Linked DNA regions of Homo sapiens: region 1 is linked to region 2. Evidence: chromatin loops called from intact Hi-C (ENCODE). Cell type or tissue: tibial artery. All regions are shown on one strand.

Region 1 (4,000 bases), 62 kb after region 2:
ACAAATGGTAGTATGTGCTGCCTGGAGGAAGAAGGGACAGATTTAGGTAATCACCTCCTTTGGAGAAATAATGAAATTTAGCTTTGCCCTCAATTTAAGCTGCAAAAACACATGAACAAAGGAAAAGAATACCTTGTAGTCTAACTGCAAGGCGCAACATCAAGATTTTTATTTGTCTAGTGCCATTTTTGCAAATCACTTACTCTATGGCCTTGGAACTTTAGTGTTTACAACAATAAAATAAAATAATAATGGCATAAATCATAGAGCAATTTTGTTAATTTTTAATATATATAAACAAATTGCTGTACATATCCAGTTACATTAATGTCAGATCTGAGTAATTTTATTCAAATTCTAAATGGATTTAGTTGTTGCAGGACCCACCATTACAGTTTTGAAAAAAATTAGGGTGAGCCAAGTATGAGCGGGATGTCACAGTGTCAGAAGTTGGATAGAAATATAGAAGAATGTGTCCATGTAGCCCTATCATTTCTCCTCCTTCTTTTTTTTTTTTAAGAGGCTAGGTCTCTCTATGTTGACCAGTCTCGTCTTGAATTCCTGGCTTTGAACTCCTGGCCTCAAGTGATCCTCCTGCCTTGGATTCCCAAAGTGTTGGGATGACCGGCGAGAGCCACTGTGCCCAGCCTAGGGCTATCATTTCTTGAAAAGTAGTTGATAGTTTCTTTATCTAATTACACCTTTAATTTAGAAGCTTTGTCTAGGTCTAGCAAGGCATTTCTGAACACTGACATTTGAGACTGGGTAATTTTTTGTTGTAGGGAGCTGTCCTGTGCATTGTAGGATGTTTAGCAGCCTCCCTAGCCTTTACCTAGTAGATTCCAGTAGTATGCCAGCCAAAAAATGTCTTCAGACATTGCCAAATATCCCCTGGGCAGCAAAATTACCTCCAGTTTGGAACCACTGAACTAGTAAAACAAAAGACAGCCCCATTTTGGAGTGGTTACACACTGATTAGATACCACTGAGTCACCAACAGAATTTCCTTCTCATTTTATCTTCTCAGTGTCAATTAGACAAGAGATCCTGGGCCCAAACAACCATATCCACACTTTATACTATTGCTGTCTTTAGCCACTCTATTTCTTTTTTTTTTTTTTCTTTTTTCTTTTTGAAGACCAAATTTCGCTCTATCACCCAGGCTGGAGTGCAATGGCACAATCTCTGCTCACTGCAACCTCCACCTCCTGGGTTCAAGCGATTCTCCTGCCTCAGCCTCCCGAGTAGCTGGGACTACAGGCACCAGCCACCACACCCAGCTAGTTTTTTGTATTTTCAGTAGAGACCAGGTTTCACCATGTTGGCCAGGCTTGTCTGAAACTCCTGACCTCAGGTGATCCACCCACCTCAGCCTCCCAAAGTAGGGGGATTACAGGCATGAGCCACCATGCCCGGCCCAGCCACTCTATTTCTACAACATGTTTTTTCAATATTTTACACTTTTTAACATTAAACTAGCCTTGCACATGCAACATCTCAACTTGTCAAGAGATCATGACTACAAGATTAATTACATATCTCATCCCTATGCTCCTGTTTTTATTCACTCATTATTGCTTCACAGGAACCAAAGCCATTAATACAGATGACAGTCTAAAGAAATAAGTCATCAGCTAAAGTAAATCATTTGAGAAGTAAGAATATCAGGCTGGGGGCAGTGGCTCATGCCTGTAATCCCAGCAATTTGGGAGGCTGAAGCAGGCGGATCACCTGAGGTCAGGAGTTTGAGACCAGCCTGACCAACATGGTGAAACCCCATCTCTACTAAAAATACAAAATTAGCTGGGCATGGTGGCACATGCCTGTAATCCCAGCTACTCGGGAGGCTGAGGCAGGACAATTGCTTGAACCCAGGAGGTGGAGGTTGCAGTGAGCCGAGAACACGTCACTGCACTCCAGCCTGGGCAACAAATGTGAAATTCAGTCTCGAAAAAAAAAAAAACAAAACACATATGATTTATGTGTCTGGAGCTTTGGCAGCCAGTAACATCTAAAACTTTGCCTGACACAGAACATCTAGAATTGCTGACCAGGAAATGCTGCTTTAATCCTATTCAATACACAGCAGAACTCAAAGAAAGTAAAGAGAAATCCCAGGCTCCAGTAGCAAAGAGGAAAATGAAACAACCCAAATGTCTGACTATAATACAAATCCTGTTGCGTTTGTGCAGTGGAATAATAACAGTAATGAGAATGAACAAACTGTGGCTACATGAAACAACATCAGTGAGCCTTACAAACATAATTATAAGCAAAGGAAGCCAGACACAAAAGAGTATATGCTGTATGATTGCATTTACATGCAGTTCAAAAATAGGCAAAATTCATCTATGGTGTCAGATGTCTGAATAATGATTCTTGTTGGAAGAAGGGAGTGATTGGAAGAATCCTAACAGCTTTCTAGTAATGTTCTTTTTCTTTATGTGAGTGCTTGTCACATAGGAATGTTCACTCATGAAGAGGTGTTGAGCTATATACTTATGATTGGTGTACCTTTCTGTATATACATTATACATCATTAAAATGTATGTATGAAAAAAGGGGAAGAGATAACCAAAAACCAAAGATGTAAACCTGGTAGCTTAAACTTGGGCAACAGGGACGGGTGCGGTGGCTCACATCTGTAATCTCAGCACTTTGGGAGGCCGAGGCGGGTGGATCGCCTGAGGTCAGGAGTTCGAGACCAACCTGACCAATATGGTGAAACCCCATCTCTACTAAAAATACAAAAATTAGCTGGGCATGGTGTCACGCGCCTGTAGTCTTAGTTACTCGGGAGGCTGAGGCAGAATTGCTTGAAACCAGGAGACGAAAGCTGCAGTGAGCCAAGATCGCACCACTGCACTCCAGCCTGGACGACAGAGCGACACTCCATCTCAAAAACTTGGGCAACAGCATTGTGGGTCTTATTAAACAAGGAGTTTTAGTTTAATATCCATCAAGAGCAGAACTTGAGGCCTTGGGGACATACAAGACAAGAAGATTTAACTAAGACATACACGGAATGCTGGAACCATCAAAAAGCTAAAAGCTACACCCACACCAAAAGGCTGAACTAAAGGGAAAAATCTCCATACCAACAATCAGGTAGAAAACAAGGAAGCTTGTTTGCCTTAAACAGAATTCAGAGTTTTGTTTCTTTTTTAAAAAACGTCTCTTTAGAAAAGTTATAACCCAGACCTAAGCCTGATGAAGTTAGAGGGTTCACATATGTACTTGATACTACCTACGTGGTCCAGAATTCTCCAAGATGGCATCTTATTTTGAAGGTTGACCTGAAATGGAAACTCTGAGTGACAGAAATGTTCAGTATCTTTTTTTTTTTTTTTTTTTTTGAGACGGAGTCTTGCTCTTTCGCCAGGCTGGAGTGCAGTGGTGCAATCTCGGCTCATTGCAACCTCCGCCTCCTGGGTTCAAGCGATTCTCCTGCCTCGGCCTCCCGAGTGTCTGGGACTACAGGTGCGCGCCACCACACCCAGCTAATTTTTGTATTTTTAGTAGAGACAGGGTTTCACCATGTTTGCCAGGATGGTCTTGATCTCTTGACCTCATGATCTGCCCACCTTGGTCTCCCAAAGTGCTGGGATTACAAGTGTGAGCCACCGCACCTGGCCACAAATGTTCAATATCTTGACTGTGGGGATGGTTACACAAATGTATGTATTTGTCAAATCTCCTCATACATAAAGAGTGAATTGCATTCTATGTAAAATATTCCTGAAAAAATAAACAGACTTTAAAAATAGTTGGTGCCGGAATAGTACTATATCTGCTGCACCTAGCAGAGGCAAACACAAATCCACCATGGAAGGACATAGTCTCAAAATGAAATGGGATTACAGTGGAAAAGTGTAAAACACACAGAAATAATCCATTTTTGAACAAAAATTAGCAAATAGTCAATAGTAGAATGATGTCCCACAACTTCAATCAATACAAGTGTTGGATAGACCTGGATTGGGAAAATTAAGTATGTTTA
Region 2 (4,000 bases):
GAAAAGTGTAGACAATCCAGAACAAGCTGAGTGTGCTCCCAAAGAGCAGAAAGCCAAGTTGATGCTTTGGCCCTGCATAAAAGCAGGTGGGAAAATCCACAATTGCTAAAACCATGATCAATCTCAGTGTCTGAGATAATTGATAAGTCTTCCAGTAGGCATTTGTGATTGGTGGTTAAGAGTTTGCCAGGGGAATTAGAAAATTTTTTTTTTTTTGAGACGGAGTCTCGCTCTGTCTCCCAGGATGGAGTGCAGTGGCGCTATCTCGGCTCACCACAAGGTCCGCCTCCTGGGTTCACGCCATTCTCCTGCCTCAGGCTCCCAAGTAGCTGGGACTACAGGTGCCTGCCACCACGCCGGGCTGATTTTTTTGTATTTTTAGTAGAGACAGGGTTTCACTATGTTAGCCAGGATGGTCTTGATCTCCTGACCTCGTGATCCGCCCGCCTCGGCCTCCCAAAGTGTTGGGATTACAGGCAGGAGCCACCGCGCCAGGCCTAGAAATTTTTTTTTAAATGAAAAGAAGTTTTACAATAGAGGACTAGTGGAGTGAATCATACAAAGACTGACAAGACAGTTAGGCTAATCATTAGAGCATTCTGATTATACTAGTTCTTAATGATGTGGGCAGTCAAGAATCTCCTGTCACTTGCAAATGAGCCTGACTCTGCAGGGGGGTTCAGTGCACTGCTGCCCATGACAAAGAGATGCTACTAGCATAGCAGGACTCTGAGCTCTCTAAGTCAAAGAAACAGAAGGAGGTGGTTTCAAAAGGTAAGGACAAACCAGGCATCACAATTTTTAAATTTCCTTTTCAAGAAATAAGATGTTTTCTAGTTACAAAAGTATCATGTTGCTGTTTCAGAATTAGAAGGACTAGGGCACAAAGAAAATAACATAACCTATAAGTTCAGCACCCAAGTATAATTACTCTATAACATTCTGGAGAATAGCCTTTTAGACTTTTTTTTTTTTTTTTTTTTTTTTACCCCTAATGTACATGTTATACAGCAGGTCCTCAAATAATGTCATTTCACTAAAACGTTAATAGGGAGTGGAGTTGATTCCCCCACTGGGGCCACTGTCTGTGTGGATTTCCTGTGTTCTCCCCACGTCTATGCGGGTTTTCTCCAGGTACTCCAGCGCCCTCCCACATCCCAAAGATGTGCACAACATGTTAACTAGCATTGTTTAAATGGTTCCAGTCTCAGCCAGTGTGAGTGAGTGTGCCCGTGTGCCCTGCGATAGAATAGATCCTGCCCAGGGCAGATTTCCGCCTTGTAACCTAAGCTACCCAGAACTGCCAAGACAGGTTCTGGCCACCTATGACCCTAAACTGGAATCACTGGGTAAGTAATTTTCTTACTTGTTCTTAACTAATCTCTTTTAAAGTATACATAGCTCAGTTTATTTTAATGTGTAACATTTAAAGTGTTTGGGGTCTTTATTTGGAAGTTTGGTGATGTTTTCGTGACCAGAAATATGCAGTAGGAACTTAACTCTTGTTTGTATCAATTAGTCTCTGGTAAAATTAGATTCATTGGCCAGGTGCAGTAGCTCACACCTATAATCCCAGCACTTTGGGATGCCAAGGCATGCAGATCACTTGAGGTCAGGAGTTCAAGACCAGCCTGGCCAATGTGGTGAAACCCTGTCTCTACAAAAATACAAAAATTAGCTGGGCATGGTGGTGGGTGCCTGTAATCCCAGCTACCTGGAAGGTGAACTGAGATCGCACCATTGCACTCCAGCCTAGGTGACAGTCTCAAAAATAAACAAATAAGATTCATTATATGTCATTTCACTTAAAGACACAGTTTCTAAGAACTTATCGGCAACATTAAGTGAGAACTTACTGTATAATAAATTCTTTCTTTGAGACAGAGTCTCACTCTATCCCCCAGGCTGGAGAGCAGCAGCGTGATCTCGGCTCACTGCAACCTCTGCCTCCCAGGTTCAAGCAATTATCCTGCCTCAGCCTCCTGAGTAGCTGAGATTACAGGCGTGTGCCACCACACCCAACTCATTTTTTGTATTTTTAGTAGAAATGGGGTCTCGCCATGTTGGCCAGGCTGGTCTTGAACTCCTGGCATCAAAGTGATCCACCTGCCTCGGCCTCCCAAAGTGCTGAGATTACAGGCGTGAGCCACCACGCTCAGCCTGTATATAAAATTCTGATAATTTTGCTCACAAACACTTCTTATAGGTTTTAATTACAAATAACGATTAAAGCACAACCTCTCTTCAAGGCATTCAAGAGTAGAATTTAGCTCTAATGTAGGTTCATGTTGAACTTACCAAAAGTAAGAGAGTTCTTTTTGGAACAATGTCTCACCAATCAGGTAGTGAATCCCATGGCCTGGGCTCAGAAAGATGTAGACTTCTCAGTCAAGAGTTCTCACGAGATAAAGATACAATTTTGTGTCTGTACTGGATAGACACAAAAGCAAGGGAGAAGAGCTGCATGCTCCCTTTTGTGTGTGTTTTCCTGTTGGTGAGGATGAACACATATGGAGGTGTTTAAGCCATCTCCCAAACTGGATCTTTTAAAGGGCAAAGGGATTTACTCTCATGTATCTTAAGCAAACTTGATTCTATTTTTTAAAGGTATTGGATACCCAACTTGGCCATAGCAGACAGGAAGGGACACGTCTCTTCTATAGCAAGTCTCATTTTGTTCTCAGGATCAAAAAATCCCTTTGAAATGCACATAAAAGCATTGTCCAATCACTATCAGAAATAACAGCCAAAGCACTCTGACAAAACAAAAATTGATCTGTATATAGCCTCTCAGTGGCCTTTGGGTGAAAAATGCTGAACACTTTCACAGTGAACAGGTCAATGCACCCATTTGTCTGTGAGTGACACTTGTAGCATGATTTCTCTTAGCAGGCTTTTTTTTAGCAAGGTCCTGTGCAGAAGCAAACATCCTAGAAAGCCATATTAAAATAATTACATAGTTGAAAAAGTCTATTGGTATCAATTACTCCAAGAATCTTCCAGATGGAAAACAGTATTTCCATGCTGGGTGGCACAAAATGTGGGCATTCAACAAAAGACTGGTTGAACCTATTAAGGAAATACATATTGGGAGCCTGAGGGATGAGTATCATAGGCTGAACAGCCCTTCCCCTGCTGCAGCTATGATATCCCTGAACTGGACAACAATAGAGGTCAGGTTCTTAGGCACTATCAAAAAATAGACATGTTGTGACACCTGGTGTCTAAAGCAACAGATCTCCTGTTATGCCTCAGAATGGCAACAGCTTCAGAACTTGCCAGAGACCTGAACCTAAAACTACCTGCTATCCATCCCTTTCAAACACCTAAAGACGAGGGGAAGAGAATGGGCATTATTGTTTAATGGGCACAGAGTTTCAGTTTGAAAAGGTTCTGGAGATGGACAGTGCTGACGGCTGCACAACAAGCTGAAAATGCTTAACGCCACCAAATTGTACACTCAAAAATGGCTAAAATGGTAAATTTTATGTTACGTAAAATTTACCACATTAAAATAAAAAGCCTAAAAACCAAGCTGGGATGCATGACAGATTGTCTCAGGGACATGCTAACCATCCATCTGTCCAGATTCTACAAGTTGAATCACCAACAAGCTACAGACCCATCTAGAGAACCCCAATGTTTTCACAGAATCACACCTTCATACTACGCCCTTTCTTTTGGCTGAGGGCAAACATAAGACATGCCCGCGTGAAGGCTAGGGCTACACATTGTATACCACTTTTGGAAATAACAGTTTATTTTGTTCAGTTTATATACTATTCAATCCCTTTAGAAAGATCCACTATCCACTGAAAAATTTTTCCAAGTTTTTAGTCTATGATTTTTTTTTCTCTTGACCAAGAACTACTGTTTTAGATATAAGAATTATGAAAACACAATCCCTACATTTCTATGTCATAGCATTATTTAGAGGATGCTTGGAGCTTCAATTTTAAGTTCAAGCCTTCTTACACCAAGTATACACAACTATAAATAA

The links. Hi-C counts contacts between places; a loop is a spot of excess contacts. Peaks named below come from ENCODE experiments on the same cell type or tissue, not always from the same donor. Only the 100,000 strongest peaks of a DNase experiment are listed, where the experiment ranks them.
Region 1: it touches region 2 in a loop (8-fold over the local background); 40 of 110 quality-filtered maps call a loop at or near these places.

Annotation. Positions count from the first base shown.
Region 1 is chr10:59,909,041-59,913,040 of GRCh38, forward strand. No RefSeq gene overlaps it. Among named protein-coding and RNA genes, the nearest start is that of CCDC6, 4.5 kb to the left of the region's middle. In tibial artery, no CTCF peak of the experiment used is centred here; no DNase peak of the experiment used is centred here; H3K27ac peaks cover 1,027 bases.
Region 2 is chr10:59,846,855-59,850,854 of GRCh38, forward strand. The region is part of intron 2 of CCDC6 (coiled-coil domain containing 6); the gene reads right to left. Among named protein-coding and RNA genes, the nearest start is that of CCDC6, 58 kb to the right of the region's middle. RefSeq lists an enhancer at 767-1,707. In tibial artery, no CTCF peak of the experiment used is centred here; no DNase peak of the experiment used is centred here.